Regions from separate parts of the Mus musculus genome. Here region 2 is linked to region 1. Evidence: chromatin contacts called from ENCODE POLR2A ChIA-PET data. All regions are on one chromosome and are shown on one strand. Each heading gives the region's core, a stretch centred on a gene start or an enhancer-like site at or near the end of the contact. The rest is flanking DNA. Distances are from core to core; before and after follow the strand shown.

Evidence for each region. ChIA-PET counts read pairs that join two places held with the same protein, here RNA polymerase II (POLR2A).
Region 2: POLR2A ChIA-PET joins it to region 1 with 14 read pairs in embryonic stem cell. The contact joins the promoter of Arrdc2 here to the promoter of Ell in region 1. POLR2A ChIA-PET finds 5 or more read pairs at or near these places in 4 of 5 experiments (Patski and embryonic stem cell).

The regions. Positions count from the first base shown.
Region 1 is chr8:70,537,149-70,544,381 of GRCm38, forward strand. It overlaps Ell (elongation factor RNA polymerase II), which reads left to right and starts at 2,527. Exons shown (of 12, transcript NM_007924.2): 1 at 2,527-2,693. The coding sequence starts at 2,559. It overlaps Gm51534 (a long non-coding RNA gene), which reads right to left and starts at 2,381. Exons shown (of 2, transcript XR_003947400.1): 1 at 2,320-2,381.
Region 2 is chr8:70,836,621-70,843,790 of GRCm38, forward strand. It overlaps Arrdc2 (arrestin domain containing 2), which reads right to left and starts at 3,100. Exons shown (of 8, transcript NM_027560.1): 1 at 2,508-3,100; 2 at 2,359-2,425; 3 at 2,074-2,221; 4 at 824-926; 5 at 490-746; 6 at 238-400. The coding sequence starts at 2,781. Kcnn1 (potassium intermediate/small conductance calcium-activated channel, subfamily N, member 1) reads right to left here. Exons shown (of 10, transcript NM_032397.3): 10 at 6,544-7,170.

The DNA of each region.
Region 1 (7,233 bases), core at 1,277-3,776:
ACATGTATGTAAGCACTCATGCACATAAAAGTAGCTCAAAGCTGGGTGGTGACTCACACCTATCATCTTAGCACTAGGGAGACCAGGACTGTGTTGGTGAAACAAAGCATTTCCTGACTCTGCTCTGTGGTTGAACTAAATCTACAGAGATGTCTCCTGGAGACTGCAGCTGGCAGCTCCACTCTATGGCTTGACTAGCTAGGACCTCTTCTCCATAACATGTTAAAAACTTTATGCTTAGCCGGGTGTGGTGGTGCACGCCTTTAATCCCAGCACTTGGGAGGCAGAGGCAGACGGATTTCTGAGTTCGAGGCCAGCCTGGTCTACAAAGTGAGTTCCAGGACAGCCAGGGCTATACAGAGAAACCCTGTCTCCAAAAACAAAAACAAAAACTGTCTACAGGGCTGGAGAAATGGCTCAGAGGTCTTGACTGTTCTTCTAGAGGTCCTGAGTTCAATTCCCAGCAACCACATGGTGGCTCACATCCATCTGTAATGGTATCTGATGCTCTCTTCTGGTGTGTCTGAAGACAGCTACAGTGTACTCGCAGACATCAGATAAATATATCTTAAAACAAAAACAAAAGTGTCCACAGGTAAGCAGTGAGCAGCAGTAATTGATGCTGATCATCACATGAGTAAGAGAAGCTGTTAATTACACACACCAAAATATTACATAGTCATCAAAAAGGAACGAAGCTCTGATTCATCACCAATTGATGATCCTTGACAACAATCACACCTCAAAGGCCTCAGGTTGTAGGACCGCACTATGAAATACCCACAAAGACAAGCAGATCAGAGTTGCCAGGTGACAGAGAGGGAACAGGAAAAACTGCAAATGAGGACCAGGCTTTCCTTTGATAGAAATATTCTGGAACAGTCAGTGGTGTCGGTTGTGCAACATTGAGTACGTGTTGGATGTTGCGTTAAGAGTTGTTTATTGGAAAACCAGCGCGTGACGTGTGGGATATTCATCCAGTTGTTGAACTTTTAGCATCAGACATAATCAGCACTTCATCCTGTTTCCACAGTTCTTGCCCTGGTTCTGGGGATCCCCCCTATTAGCTGGACCGGGCAAGCCCACGCCCACTTGGTTTATGTAACCACGCCCACCACAAGCCTCAACAGACGCCCACTCCGTCCTGGTGCGAGCAGGCCTGGCACTTGACCCTCTGGAGAGCTGTGCCTAGACTCCACCCAAGGAACGCGGAAAAAAAGCATAAATATCAAGCTGAAAGGCCCAAGTTCAAGTGTTAAGGGTTCATGAGTAACACATGTAGCGGCGAGGTTAGGAGCTTGGAAAGATGGAACCGTCAGCTCTTATACTTATGAGCGGGTGGGGAATAGGCCACGTCGGTCAAGCGGTCAGGGATCTTAAGTCAGTTGGGTGGGAAACCCTTGAAAATTGGTTTTTGAAACGCGGCAGCGGCAACTCCTGAATAACTCAGCTTGCCCAGCGGCTGAGGCTTCTGGGGAGGGCCTCGGGAGCTTGGGGTCTGACTATGTAGCCCAGTGCATGAACTGAAGTAGGGCAGACCCTGCGACTGCGGGGGGCGTATCAGTTGGGCGTTTGGCGGGCAAGCGGTGGTCTGGGAAAATCAGCAAGCACGGGGTGGGGGAGTGGCCACGCCTGCTTCATGAATAATACAGCAAGTCGGTAGGCGGGCTTTACGGGAGTTTGGGGGCGTGGCCAAACGCGGAGCGCTTGGGGAGCAGTTCCTCGGTGACGCAGGGTTCCATGGGCGTTTGGGGGCGTGGCATAGGGCTGGTAGAGGAGGCGGGCTTCAACGCGTGTAGGCGTGGCTAAATATGTTTCTTTAAGGTGATTTTTTTTTCACTGGGGGCGGGGTGGGCTCGCTGCATATGAGTGACCATCTAGATCTGGCTGGCAACTGCGAACAAACGTGTTCGTCGTCGCGGCCTGGCAGTCTACCAACACGTCGGAGATCACGGCCAGTTTCTCATAAATAACACACTCACGCGACAGGTCGCGAGGCTGAGAGGGCTTTGCTGGGTTTGGGATGAGGATGGGTTTCCTGCAGTCTTGGGGTCGAGGCTGCCTTCGTCTCATGAATAATGCAGGAGGAGTCGTCAGGTAGGAGGAGCCTGTCTGTGAACTGGCGCACGCGCATGGGAGTTGTTTGCAAGGGAGGGAAGTTTCTTAGAGAGCTCTGAAGAGCTGTTTTAAGGCTATGACTGGCCTCGCGAGACCCTTAGGGAGTGGCCAGTTGCGCTGTGGTTAGTTTTTGAAGGCGGGTTTGGAGCGCGCGGGAAGGCGTGGCTAACCTCTCTTCTTGAATAATACAGCAAGACTCACAGTCTCCGGTCCCGAGAGCGGGCCTGTAAGTGCTTGGGGGCGTGGCCATCTGTGCGGGCCCGAGGCAAAATGTTCCTCAGCTCTGTCAAAGAAGGCACGCGCGCCCGGAGTGGGGCGTGGCTATGCTGGCCTCATGAATAATGCAGCACGTCGGCGGGCGGCGCGGCGGGGCGGGGCGGGTCAGGCCGGCGTGCGGGCGCAGTCGCTGAGGAGGGGGGCGGGGGAGTGATGGTTGCAAGATGGCGGCGCTGAAGGAGGCTAGGAGTTACGGGTTGTCGTGTGGGCGCGTGAGCGACGGCAGCAGGGTGTCGGTGTTCCACGTGAAGCTCACCGACAGTGCTTTGAAGGCTTTTGAAAGCTACCGGGCCCACCAGGTGAGCTTTGCGGCGTCCTGGCGGGTAGGCTGCGCCGTGGGGAGACACTTGCGGGGACCTGTGGGGGACAAGGCCGCGCGTCCACACCTGGCGATACCTTGACCAGCCCCAGTGACATCCTTCAGGTTGGCTCTACTCTTGTCTCTTTTTTTAAAAATAGGTCCTTTCTATGTAGCTCAGGTTGTCCCTGAACTGACGGCCATCCTCCTGCCTTAGGTTCTTAAGTGCTGGGATGACAGGTGTGTTTGGATCCACTCATAGAAGGGGTAGTTTGACAGAAACTTACTGCCTGGCCCCAGATCCTGCCACTCTTGTAACCCTGTTTCCCTGGATATTTTGGACAAGGCTGTTGTGTTTTTCTCACCGACGGAGGTGGTTGTGTTAGCCATGGGGGCTTCCTCCCCTGGGCACTCAGCAGGAGGCAACTGTAGCCACCACACTTGGTCTCTCCATTTTCCACTCTTCATCTGGGAGAAATTCCAGGCTTTTTGGTACTGCCTCCTGGCTTGGGAGTGGGGTTAGGGATCCTGGCTGTGTCCCTCTTTCCTGTGCCTCACTCTGGGTCACACCTTGATGCCCCACCCAAGCCACGGTATCACCCTGCATCCATCCACTGAGACAGAAGTTGCAGGACCCCAGGGGAAGTGGCTTGAGGGTTCATCTTACTAAAGTGACTGGGGTGTTGAGTCTGTGTCTGGGATGTGTGTTTGCCTGTGCTGGCTCGGGGGGTGTTGACGCGGTCGAGTGAACAGAGAGTAACTAGGAAAGAATGTGGTTTTCTTCCTGCCCAGGACATGTGCTGCACCATTGGCCAAGCCAGGAATTTATTCCCCATTCAGTGATCTGGGGAGCCTACCTCTTCCTGCATGTCTTCCCTTCACTTCTTTGAGCCACTTCCTGCCCGTGCCCGGGTTTTAGTTTTTTCCTTCCTAGAACAGGTTGAATCTCTTTGGAAAAAGTCCTTCTTCCCTTGTCAAAAGGGGCAGAAAGTGCCCCTGCAGGTGAGAAGGAAGAGGTGGTGAGGATTTGGGTGGCAGCCACTGAGTGACCAGCCCAGCCACTCTTCCTGGTTAGAATTCCAACCTGTAGTCTTTCCCCTTGGGCCATTCTGACTAGTCCTGGAGAACCAGGGCTTTTCTCAGAAACAGCTGGGCCAGAGCATGAGTCACTGCTGTCAGGTGAACTTGGTACCTGGTGGCAGTCGCTGGCCCTTGCTCTGCCACCCCTACAGCCTTCTCCAGCACCGCTGTCATACTGTTATTTTTAATTTTGCTGTGCATTACATCCCCTATCGAAGCCTGGTCTTCCTCTTGTGAGGGCACTTGTGGAATTGCAGGCCACTGTGCTCGGGCCCTGAGGAAGCCAGTTGTGTCTAGCTGTTTGACTACCAACCATAAGGGACTCTGTGTCTTGTGGCTGACAGCATTCAGTTTTGGGACAGTCCAAACCTGTGTTTATCTGGAAAGCTGACAGGGCACTTACTGGCAAGGCGACTTTGGAGTGTAATCTGTGGTCAGCATCAGAGCTTCACTCTATCCTAGGCTGCTGTCAAACCCATGACTCTTGACTCTAGGTGCCAAGGTGGCAGGCAGGAACCACCACCAGCCCAGCTTCAGAGACGCATATAGTTTGTTTCTTGGGGTTGTTTTGTTTTGTTTTGTTTTTGTTTTTTTGAGACAGGGTTTCTCTGTACCACCACGGCCCGGCTCTGTTTCTTGTTTTTTAAGTAATCCTGGTTGTCCTGGATCTTGCCAGGTAGAACATACTGGTCTCTAGCTCTCGGAGATCTACCTGCCACCTTTATTAGGTTAAAGGTGTGTGCCACAGCACCTAACTTGGATTTACTCTTACTCTCTGAGTGTGGAGGGGTCTGAGCTGAGACAGTGTTAGCTCTGGTGGCAGGAGAGGACAGGTTTGGAATGGTGAACCAGGGGAAGGGACTTGGAGAAACTTGAGTAACTAGAAAGGCACTGGATATCAGCTGATGCTCACAGGGCCAGCACTACCTCTTGTCCCTGCTTTGAGTTGGTGCCACATTAAAAAGCAACCTGTCCAAGTTAGTCTCTTTTGCTTCTCCAGCAGTTAGGTCTTGAGTCTGCCCGGCACTTGCTTACCACTGAGCAGTGCCACCAGCTCTTTTATGTTTCGTATTTCTAGATGGGGTCTCTCTGTGTAGCCCTGGCTGTCTTGGAACTCGCTCTGTAGACAAGGCTGGTCTGGAACTCAGAGATCTCCCTGCCTCTACCTCTGAATGCTGGGATTAAAGTTGTATGTCACTACTTCCCAGCTACTTGCTTTCATTTATTTATTTTTTGGTTTTGTTTTTTTCGAGACAGAGTTTCTCTGTTGTTGTTGGGGTTTTGTTGTTGTTGTTGTTGTTGTTGTTGTTTTTAGATTGCTTTACCTCTTCTGTATCCCAGGCTGGTCTTGAACTCAGGACCTTCTAACCTTAACTTCCCTGTTGACTGTCAAGCCCCAGCATCATCCTATATTTTAGTTTGAATTGCCAGGAGCTTTTTCTTAGCTTCAGGTGTAGCCAGAGCAGGGCCTGGAAGGGAACGGGCTGTGGAAAGGGTCTGTGTAACCTGGTGAAGAGCTACACATGTTGAGGGGAGGGAAGTGTGCGCTTGCCTGTACTGGCACAGAATGCCATGTCAGTTCAAGGTACAGCCATAGGCATGGCTGGAGCCCATCCCACCTGGACCTCTAACATAAAAATAATACTGATAAATACAATGCAGGAGAACTGCCTGTGGGTCCAGGGCTGGGGAGGATGAGGCAGAAGGGTTTGGAATTCAAGGCCAGTCTGGCCTATATGAGACCTTTTCTCAAAGAAACAACCTAAAAGAGTTCTCAAACCAAACTGGTGCTGATGTGACACTTCATCTGTGTGTTTTGGGACTCTGTGGGTGTGACTTCTAGGACACATGAAGAAATATGGTCCCCTCTACCTTCCAGGACAGCCAGTTGCTATTGAGAGGCATGTTCCCAGCCAGGTGTGATGGCGCACGCCTTTAATCCCAGCACTCGGGAGGCAGAGGCAGAGGCAGGTGGATTTCTGAGTTCGAGGCCAGCCTGGTCTACAAAGTGAGTTCCAGGACAGCCAGGGCTATACAGAGAAACCCTGTCTCGAAAAAACAAAAACAAAAAACAAAAAAAAAAGAGAGAGAGAGAGAGAGAGAGGGGCATGTTCCCTGAGAGCCATGAGGTGGGAACCCTGCCTCCACCTACCCCATTGTAGTTCATTGCTAGGTAGGTGGCTCTGTGGCCCCATGCCCTCACCTTGCCCTTGGTGGAGAGGCATGGAGAGGTCAGGGAAAATTGAAGGTTCTAGCAGGGTTAAGAACCTTGAGCATCTGTGGGCCAGCAAGGGTCAACCTCCCCCTTCTTCAGTTTCAGAGTCTCTACCAAGAGTGACTTGTCTGGATTCTGCTGTGGCCTCATATCCCTGGACACTTGTCACTTGCCAGTAGGAAGCTGCCTTCTGGGCCTGTCCTTAACCACTGCCCCCCCCCTGGAAAGAAAAAAAAACAAAACAAAAAACCACCCCTTCCCTGCCTGCATAGTGCTGGCCTTTGGGCTCACAGGCACCGAGATACACCTCATGTTACACCTGATGTTTTAGAATCCTTGAGAGCAGAGATGGACGTGGGAGATCCAGCAGGGTGGGTGTCAGTAGGGAGCAAAGTGCGTGCTACTATGGCCAGAGGGTGCCGGGAGGAGAGCAGGATGCCCTGGCTCTCTGTCCTACACCACAGGGGACATCTGGGAGTTGGGCAGGAGGCCTTAGTTAAGCCTGCACCTTTCTGGTGTGGCTGCTATACCACTGGGGATCCCAGCCTTTCGGAATTACCAGGACCCTGCCCTGGTCAGAATGGACTAGTGGCTCCCACTTTGTTCTGAGGCAGATGAACCTTGAAGCAGCATATCATCCCCTTCCTCCCCAGCTTCCTCAGTGCACAGAGGACTCAGACCAGTCTGCTAGTACCCTTAGAGCACACTCAGTGACTGAGGGGCTAGTCTCAGTGTCTGCTGTGCCCTGCTTGTTCCTGCCATCCATCCCAGTCAGCCCCATAGGGGAGCAGTGTCCAGTCTTCAGGTGAAGTCATGGGTGGTGGTTTTAGAGGCCAAGTTACTTCTCAGGACCTCCAAGCAGGGAGGTGGCTCAGGAGCCAGGCATCACGGCCTCAGAAGGACTGTGGCTCTACCAGGCAGAGTAGAGCATGCTAGTATGGGCATCAGGAATGTGGCAGCCTTTTGCCTTGGGCCTGCTGGAGAATGGGTTTCCTGCGTGTGTTGCAAGGATAGTTCTGAGGCTAAGCCTCTCCAAGGCCTTGAACAAGAAGCTGGAGTCTTGGGGGGGTGACGGGTATGTGTACTGGGGACCAAGCTTCTCCCTAGCTACTGTGACCCTTGACTGTGCTTCCGGCCTCCTTGCTGTGGCCACGGTGACTGTGTGTAAACAGCAGGCACTCAGAACCCACCCCTCTGTTGACTCATCTGCAGGCCAGAGTTCATCACCCTGCAAGCAGTTTTGACA
Region 2 (7,170 bases), core at 1,850-4,349, 300 kb after region 1:
CTGTCTTTCCACACCCTGATTTGGCTTGGCTTTGAAGTCCAGGTCTCTTGAAGCCCGGGCTGGCTTCTAAATTATTAAGTACTGGAAGCTGGCCTTGAGCTGACTCCTTAGCCCTTGGTGCAGGTTTGATTGGTGCCTGGGATTAGTCCCTGCTTGTATAGAGACCCCTTGGACAAAGGACCAGGCCTGGGCCGTGGCTCTGCCCGCCCACATCCCTTGCCAGTTGGCTAAGCTCACCCTCTGGCCGATCCATCATGGTGCACAGGCCCCAGTCTTGCAGGAAGCTGGCGCGGCTGCCCACACTAGCGGAGCGGCTGCCCAGAGGATGCAGGGGGACCGTGCCTATGACCAGAGGCAGCTCCAGCAGCAGCTTGGACGAGCCTGGAATGTCCACGAAGACCTGAAGGGAGCAGCAGCGAAGTGGGCTACCAGCCCACCTGTGCCCTCCCCCTTGGTTTGGACGACAGGATGTAAGGGAGCCCTGGGTACCTTGAGTGAGTAGTCCACACTAAGCACGCGGCACTGCAAGATGGACGGGCCCACCGGGGGGATACGCAGCGCACGACCGGGCCACAGCGCACGGCGATTCGGGCCCACAGGCTCCCCGTCCACACTGGCCACCACAGCACGCTTCTGCTTGCGGGCACCTCGGGCCATGAAGGTCTGTGTCTGTACTAGGGCAGCACGGGGCTGCACAGCTCGCGTGGAACCATTGTCAATCTCCGCAAAGATAGGGATGACCTCGCCTACAGCAGACAGCAGCTTGCCTCAGTTTCCCCACTACCGATTACCCATTCCAGCTGCACACAGCTCCCCATGTTACCTGGAGTGTAGCCTTTGCGGTCAATCTTGGCCGAGAGGGACACGAGGCCACGTGTGCAGTACCAGGATCGTGCCACCTTCTCCCGGGCTCCAGCCTGGGGTTCCTAGGGAGACACCAAGTGCATTTTGAGCACTGGGCACACCAAGGGTCATTTTGAGCACTGGGCACTTGGAGACCTGAGTCTTATAGAAAGACTGAGACAAGCGGGCTGTTTTAAGTTTTGACCAGATACCCCCAAATAACATAACCCTGTCTCTTTTTATGTTTGTTTGTTTGCTTGTTTGTTTTCGAGACAGGGTTTCTCTGTGTAGCCCTGGCTGTCTTAGAACTCACTTTGTAGACCAGGCTGGCCTTGAACTCAGAAATCCACCTGCCTCTGCCTTAAAGGCGTGCATCACCACTGCCTGGCCAACCCTATCTTAGGAAGCCAAAAGTTGAATAAAAATTAAAAATAAGCCAGGCGTGGTGGCGCACGCCTTTAATCCCAGCACTTGGGAGGCAGAGGCAGGCAGATTTCTAAGTTCAAGGCCATCCTGGTCTACAGAGTGAGTTCCAGGACAGCCGGGGCTACACAGAGAAACCCTGTCTTGAAAAAAACAAAATAAGTAAATAAATAATAAAAACAAGACTAGATGTGGTGGCACCTATCTTTAGTCCCAGCAGGTATATTTCTATGGGCTTAGTTAGGGCCAGCCTGGTCTACTCAGTGAATCTCAGACCAGCCAGGATTACACAGAGAGAGACCTTTCTAAAATTAAAAAAAAAAAAAAAAGTCGGGCAGTGGTGGCACATGCCTTTAATTCCAGCACTTGGTAGGCAGAGGCAGGCAGATTTCTGAGTTCGAGGCCAGCCTTATCTACAAAGTGAGTTCCAGGACATCCAGGGCTATACAGAGAAACCCTGTTTCAAAAAAACCAAAACAAAACAAAACAAAAAACAAAAACAAACAAGAAAAGAAAAAGAAATAAAGCAAAACCCAAAACCAGTAAAGACAAAAGCAAACACAAAAACAAAAATAGCCCTATCATATCCTGCTTTCCAAATGGGGTATCTGAGGCTGGGAAAGAGCAAGATACCTTCCCAGAGGCACACAGCAGGTGAGCACCCTCAGAATTTGCACTTACCTATAGTGGGTTTTAAACTCACCACTAACTCCTGGCTCCCTGTTACAGAGGTCATTTGAGACCCTCAAATCTAAAAGGTGTCAAGCAGCCAGGCTGGACCCCAACCCCCATGGGGCAGCCACTTGCCAGCAGGGCAGGTGTGTTTATGTCCACAGGTTCAATGACAGTGAACACCTTCCGGGCGCAGCGTGCAGGGACCCATGGCCGGTGCAGAGTGGCTTTGATGGAATAGCGGACGCTGCCGTGTTTGCCCTCGAAGGATGTCACCAGGGAGCTGGGGTGGCAAGAGTGGGTAATCAGAGGATCACTATCAGGAGATAGTGGGGTGAAGGGCATACAAGAGGGATGTCCCGAGAAGTCAGGGCTGAGGGAACCCTAGATGCCCAGCCAGAAGGCGACAGTGGGGCTTACATAGGCAGCTGGAAGCTGAAGGGAAACTCGTGGCGTCCAGCGGGAAGCGTGGCGATATCCCCCGAGTCTAGGAACAAGACCCGGGGCTCAGCGGACGTAGGCCTGGGAATCGCATGCTCGGTGCGCCCCAAAAGGTCCCCAGCCCGTACCTGGCGCGAGCAGCGTGGCGCGGTGGTTCACGACTTCCACGCGCTCGCTGTAACTCTGAGTATAAGCAGTGCTGGAGCCCGCGCTGCGCGACTCCGTCCAGTGCGCGCGCGCGCGGCCCCGAGCGCGCAGCCTGAGCGCGCCCACGCGTGCCGCGCCCGCAAGCTCCAACAGTACCCGGCCTGCCACGGCCTGGCCTCCGTGGAACACGGGCTCGGTGCCCGTGCGCGCCCCGTCTATCTCTACTACGAACGCCTTCACCTTATCGAACAGCATTGCGGTGACGGTCGCGAACCCAAAAAAGAGATCGGCCAGGTGCTCGAACCCGCGAAAAGAAAGAGCTAGAGACTGCGAACGCAGCGGGCTCGAACTACGTACACACACAAGCGGGACAACAGGACGGAAGACCGCTGGGGACCCGCAGCTGCGTCGCACTTATAGGACGGTTGGAGGGCGGGGCCTGAGGAGAAGACCGCACCTACCGGAAGAGACTCCGCAAACACAGCAGTAGGGAACGGGACCCCAGAAAAGACTAGGCCAATAGCGCGGCGAAGGAATGGCCTGAGGAGAAAGCCACACCTTCAGGAGAAGACTCCACCAATAGCGCGCTGAGGAGGCGGGGCCTGAAAAAGCCTGGTTCTGCTGAGAGAATTAGGCCAAAGGCTCCACGAGGGCGGTGGCCTGATAGAAAGCTCCCCCCCCTACAAGGGACCAGGCCAATAGCGTGTGAAGGGCGTGGTCTGAGGGGGCAAAATCAGCTCCTGCGAGAAAGTCAGTAGCATCGAGGGGCGGGGCGGGGCGGGGCGTTAGAGAAAGCCTCGCCTACCGGAAAGAACTTCACCAATAGCGCGGTGGGGCGTGGCCTCACGAGGCTCCAGACAAAATAACCCTTGCTTGGTTCTGAACCGGAGCCTAAGTGGGAGGTGCTGCAGCGCGGCTCTGCCGCCTTAGGTCTCGCAAATACACAAACAAGGAAGCCCAGGAATAGGGAAACTGGTCTTAGTCACCCAGCGTGACAACTGTCACTATTTTTTTTTTCTGTTGCTTTTTGAGACGGGTTCTCATGTAGCCCAAACTTACCTGGGACTTGAGACAGTCCCCCTGCTTCTGTTTACAAGATTGGCCAGTAGTTTTGTGTTCCCTTGGCTAGTCTGGAACTCACTGTGTAGACCAGGCTGGCCTTGAACTCATAGAGGCGAGGTTGCCACTGCTTCCCGAGTGCTGGAATTAAAGCTCAAATCGGATTTCTGAACCCGAAAGCTTTATTTTCTTCTGAGGCCAAGTCTCACATAGCCTCCAATGCATCTCGTACTCTAACCAAGCCCGATGTTGAATTTGCCATCCTCCACCAGTCTTCCAGAGCTGACTTGATAGGCGTTTGCCTTAGTACCTGACTGTTTCTTAAACTTAAAAAAAAAAAGATTTATTTATTTGTATATGTATATGAGTACACTGTAGCTGTCTTCAGACACACCAGAAGAGAGCCATTACAGATGGCTGTGAGCCACTGTGTGGTTCCTGGGAATTGAACTCAGGATCTCTGGAAGAGCAGTCTGTGCTCTTAGCCACTGAGCCATCTCTCCTGCCCGGCCTGGCTTTTTCTTATGTTTTCAGACAGGATCTCACACTGTAACCCAGGCTGCCCGGGAACTCAAGGCAATGGAACTCCGGTGTCAGCCTCTTAGATGCTGGGTTCGCAGGTGTGTCCACTAGGCCAGAACCTCCCAGCTTAATCATCAACTCGCTGCCGCCTGCAGACCTATCTGGGGCACCTTTTTTCAGGCCCATTGTTTCCGGCGATGCGAATTGGTGGGGACAGGGAAGTGTTGGTCCTTTCCCCCCCCCCCCGCATTGGGCACCCCCATTCAACCTAAAGGACCCTGGCAAGGGACAAGGAGGATGTGCCTCAATTTCCACTTCCATAAGGCCTAGGGGAACTTAGTCCCTCAGATCCAGAAAGGGATTGCCGTGCATAGGCAGCAAATCCAGGAGACTCTGATATTTTGAGTCAAGGGCTGCAGTGTACCTGGGGATAGGGAGACCCTTCTGGAATGTAACAGGAAGAATTGCTCCTGCAGGGAAACCTGCCCGGCATTTGTAGACACGGGCACCCCCTGGTGGACATGGGATGTACTGCGGCTCGTATTCACTCCTGAGCCCAGCTGTGTGAACGAACACAGGTTCACAGCCTTATGAACCAGGCTGCAGCACCCCCTGCCCGCAGCCTGGAGAGGACAAGGCGGCCTGGAGGACCAGAGAAGTCCCACAGGTCTTGGACTAAAGAAAAGTGCGGGAATTGAAGACGCCCCCTCCCAGAGTGAGTGTACCACACAGATAAGTCTCGGAGACCAGAGAGAGGGTTTGGCCTTCGCCTGGAGTCACGGAGTAAGTCACACCCCACCCAACCCCACCCCACCCCGTGTGTGTTAGAGGAAGTCCTCAGTGAAAGTCTGGGTGGCTTCAGGATTTCCTTTGAGTCACCTGGAGAAAAAAGTTTCAACGGGGTCTCTTCCTGGCCCACTGGACAGACGCTGACTTCCTTCATCCAACTGAGGATTTATCTGTTTAGAGCAGCTGGAAGCAGATGTGGGGCCCCGCTTCTGACCTGCCTATTTCACGGTCCGGCATAGTGAAGCCTGGCTTAGCTGAGTGAGTGAGTGAGGGGCAGGGAGCCCAGAGACACCACATCTGCCCTGCAGGCACACAGCAAGGCTCAGGGATAGGAATGCCCTAGGGGTCTCATAAGTGAACTGGGAGGGGTTATGACCCGGATTCACAGTGGAATGTCTTCCATTGCAGTCTGCCACAGGCTCCTTCCCAGTGGGAGAGATTCCCTTCCTATCCACAAACACCATCAGACCCGCCCCCACTTCAGGGACAGACCCAGAGTAGCAGACAAGGCAAGGTAAACTGAGACAGAATTCGGGGTGCACACACGAGAAGCTTCTTTGAGAATCGGGACCCCCTCACCTGGAGGTCCTAAACAGGAGACTCTCTAGCCCATCCTGGGTTTCCACAGATCCTGAATCCCCTGCTTTAATTGGGAGTGTTCCACTGTCAACCTCTATTTCTAGGTTGTCACAGGCCTGAAATAGGGACATAGTCCAGGCAGGAGGACTTCATCCAGGATAGATGGGCGTCCCTATGTGAAATCCTAACTCTGGGAGCCCTTATGATTTTTGTGACAGTATATGTTAGCTCAGGCTACCCTCAAATTATGAGGCCCTGATCCTCCTGCCTCAGCTCCCCAGTGCTGGAATGACAGATATGTGCAGCCACATCTAACTTTTTAAGAAAAGTCTTGAGAAAGGGTCTCTCTGTGTAGCTCTGGCTGGCCTTGAGCTTCTGGAAATCCACCTGCCTCAGCTTCCTGAGTGTCTACTGCTTCTGCGAGCTCACCTGGAAGTAACATCTGCTGGTGTCACAGGTTGTCTTGGCTGCGGTGAAGTCACTGGCCACGGCGTTCACGCCTACGCTGCGCTCCAACCGCGCACCACCACCTCAGGTGCTTGCACATGCAGCAGTGCGGCTGCCTGGAACATCACCAGCCTGGCAGCCGCTGCCCCCGACCCCCGCGGCGCCCGAAGCTGCGCAGGGAGCCCAGCTGCATGTCCCACGAACCGGGTCCCTAGACACCCGGACTTCCTACTCCATGACGTTGATTATTAAGTCCGGGGCAGGGAAAATGTGTCCTCTGACCGAGGCGATCTGTGGCCTCACAACTGCGTTTTATTCTCTCTCTCTCCCTCCTTCCCTCCGTCCTTCCCCCCCTCCCTTTCTTTTTGGTTTTCTGTATAGCCCTGGCTGTTCTGGAACTCACTTTGTAGACCAGGCTGGCCTCGAACTCAGAAATCCGCCTGCCTCTGCCTCCCAAATGCTGGGAGTAAAGGCTTGCACCACGCCAGGCCATTTTATACTCTCATTTAGCCCCAGCCCGCCTCCCGGTGATGCACAGACCTTAGAAACACGCAGCGCGCAGTTGGAATCTGAAGGACCCTGTTGTCCTCCACGCCCAAATGTTTCACCAGAATCCCAAGTCACCTACAGCCTTGTTTATTTCTGTGCCACCCCACGTCTTACACTGTATACACTGCAACCCACCTGCCTTTGCCTCCTAGGTGTTAGGAATAAAGGCATGTGTCACATTGACCTGCCTTGTTTATTTCTTCTGGACCTGTTTTGATCTCAGTCCCCTTCCTGATGGACAGGAGCTAATACTGGGCTCAGAAGGGGCAGGATGGGTCCATGTTTCCCAAGCCCTCATGGGCAGTCTTAGGAAGGAGGGGGTATTTATTGAGCACCTACTGTCTGACCCGTGTGGGGGTTGGGTTAGGCCTGTTTCCCACAGCAGCAGGGGAATAAAGCCTGCCCAGGTCCACCCCAGAGCTCCACCCCACAAACTTATAGAATCCAAACTGGGCCTCTGGGTTCCCACACAGGTCCACTATCTCCCAAGACAGGTGGCTGAAAGTCTGATCAGAGGACACTGTGACTTAGGCTGCTCTTGATAAGCCGCCCATGCCTGTGAGGTGTCTCAGTGTTCCCCAAGTACCCAAAGTCTGAAGCCTAAGGTCTGAAGTGACCGTGGTGACTCTGCTCGTCTGTAACCCTGGCCTCTCACCCTCCCGTGTGTCCTTACTTTGACATCAGGATCCCCAAGTAGAA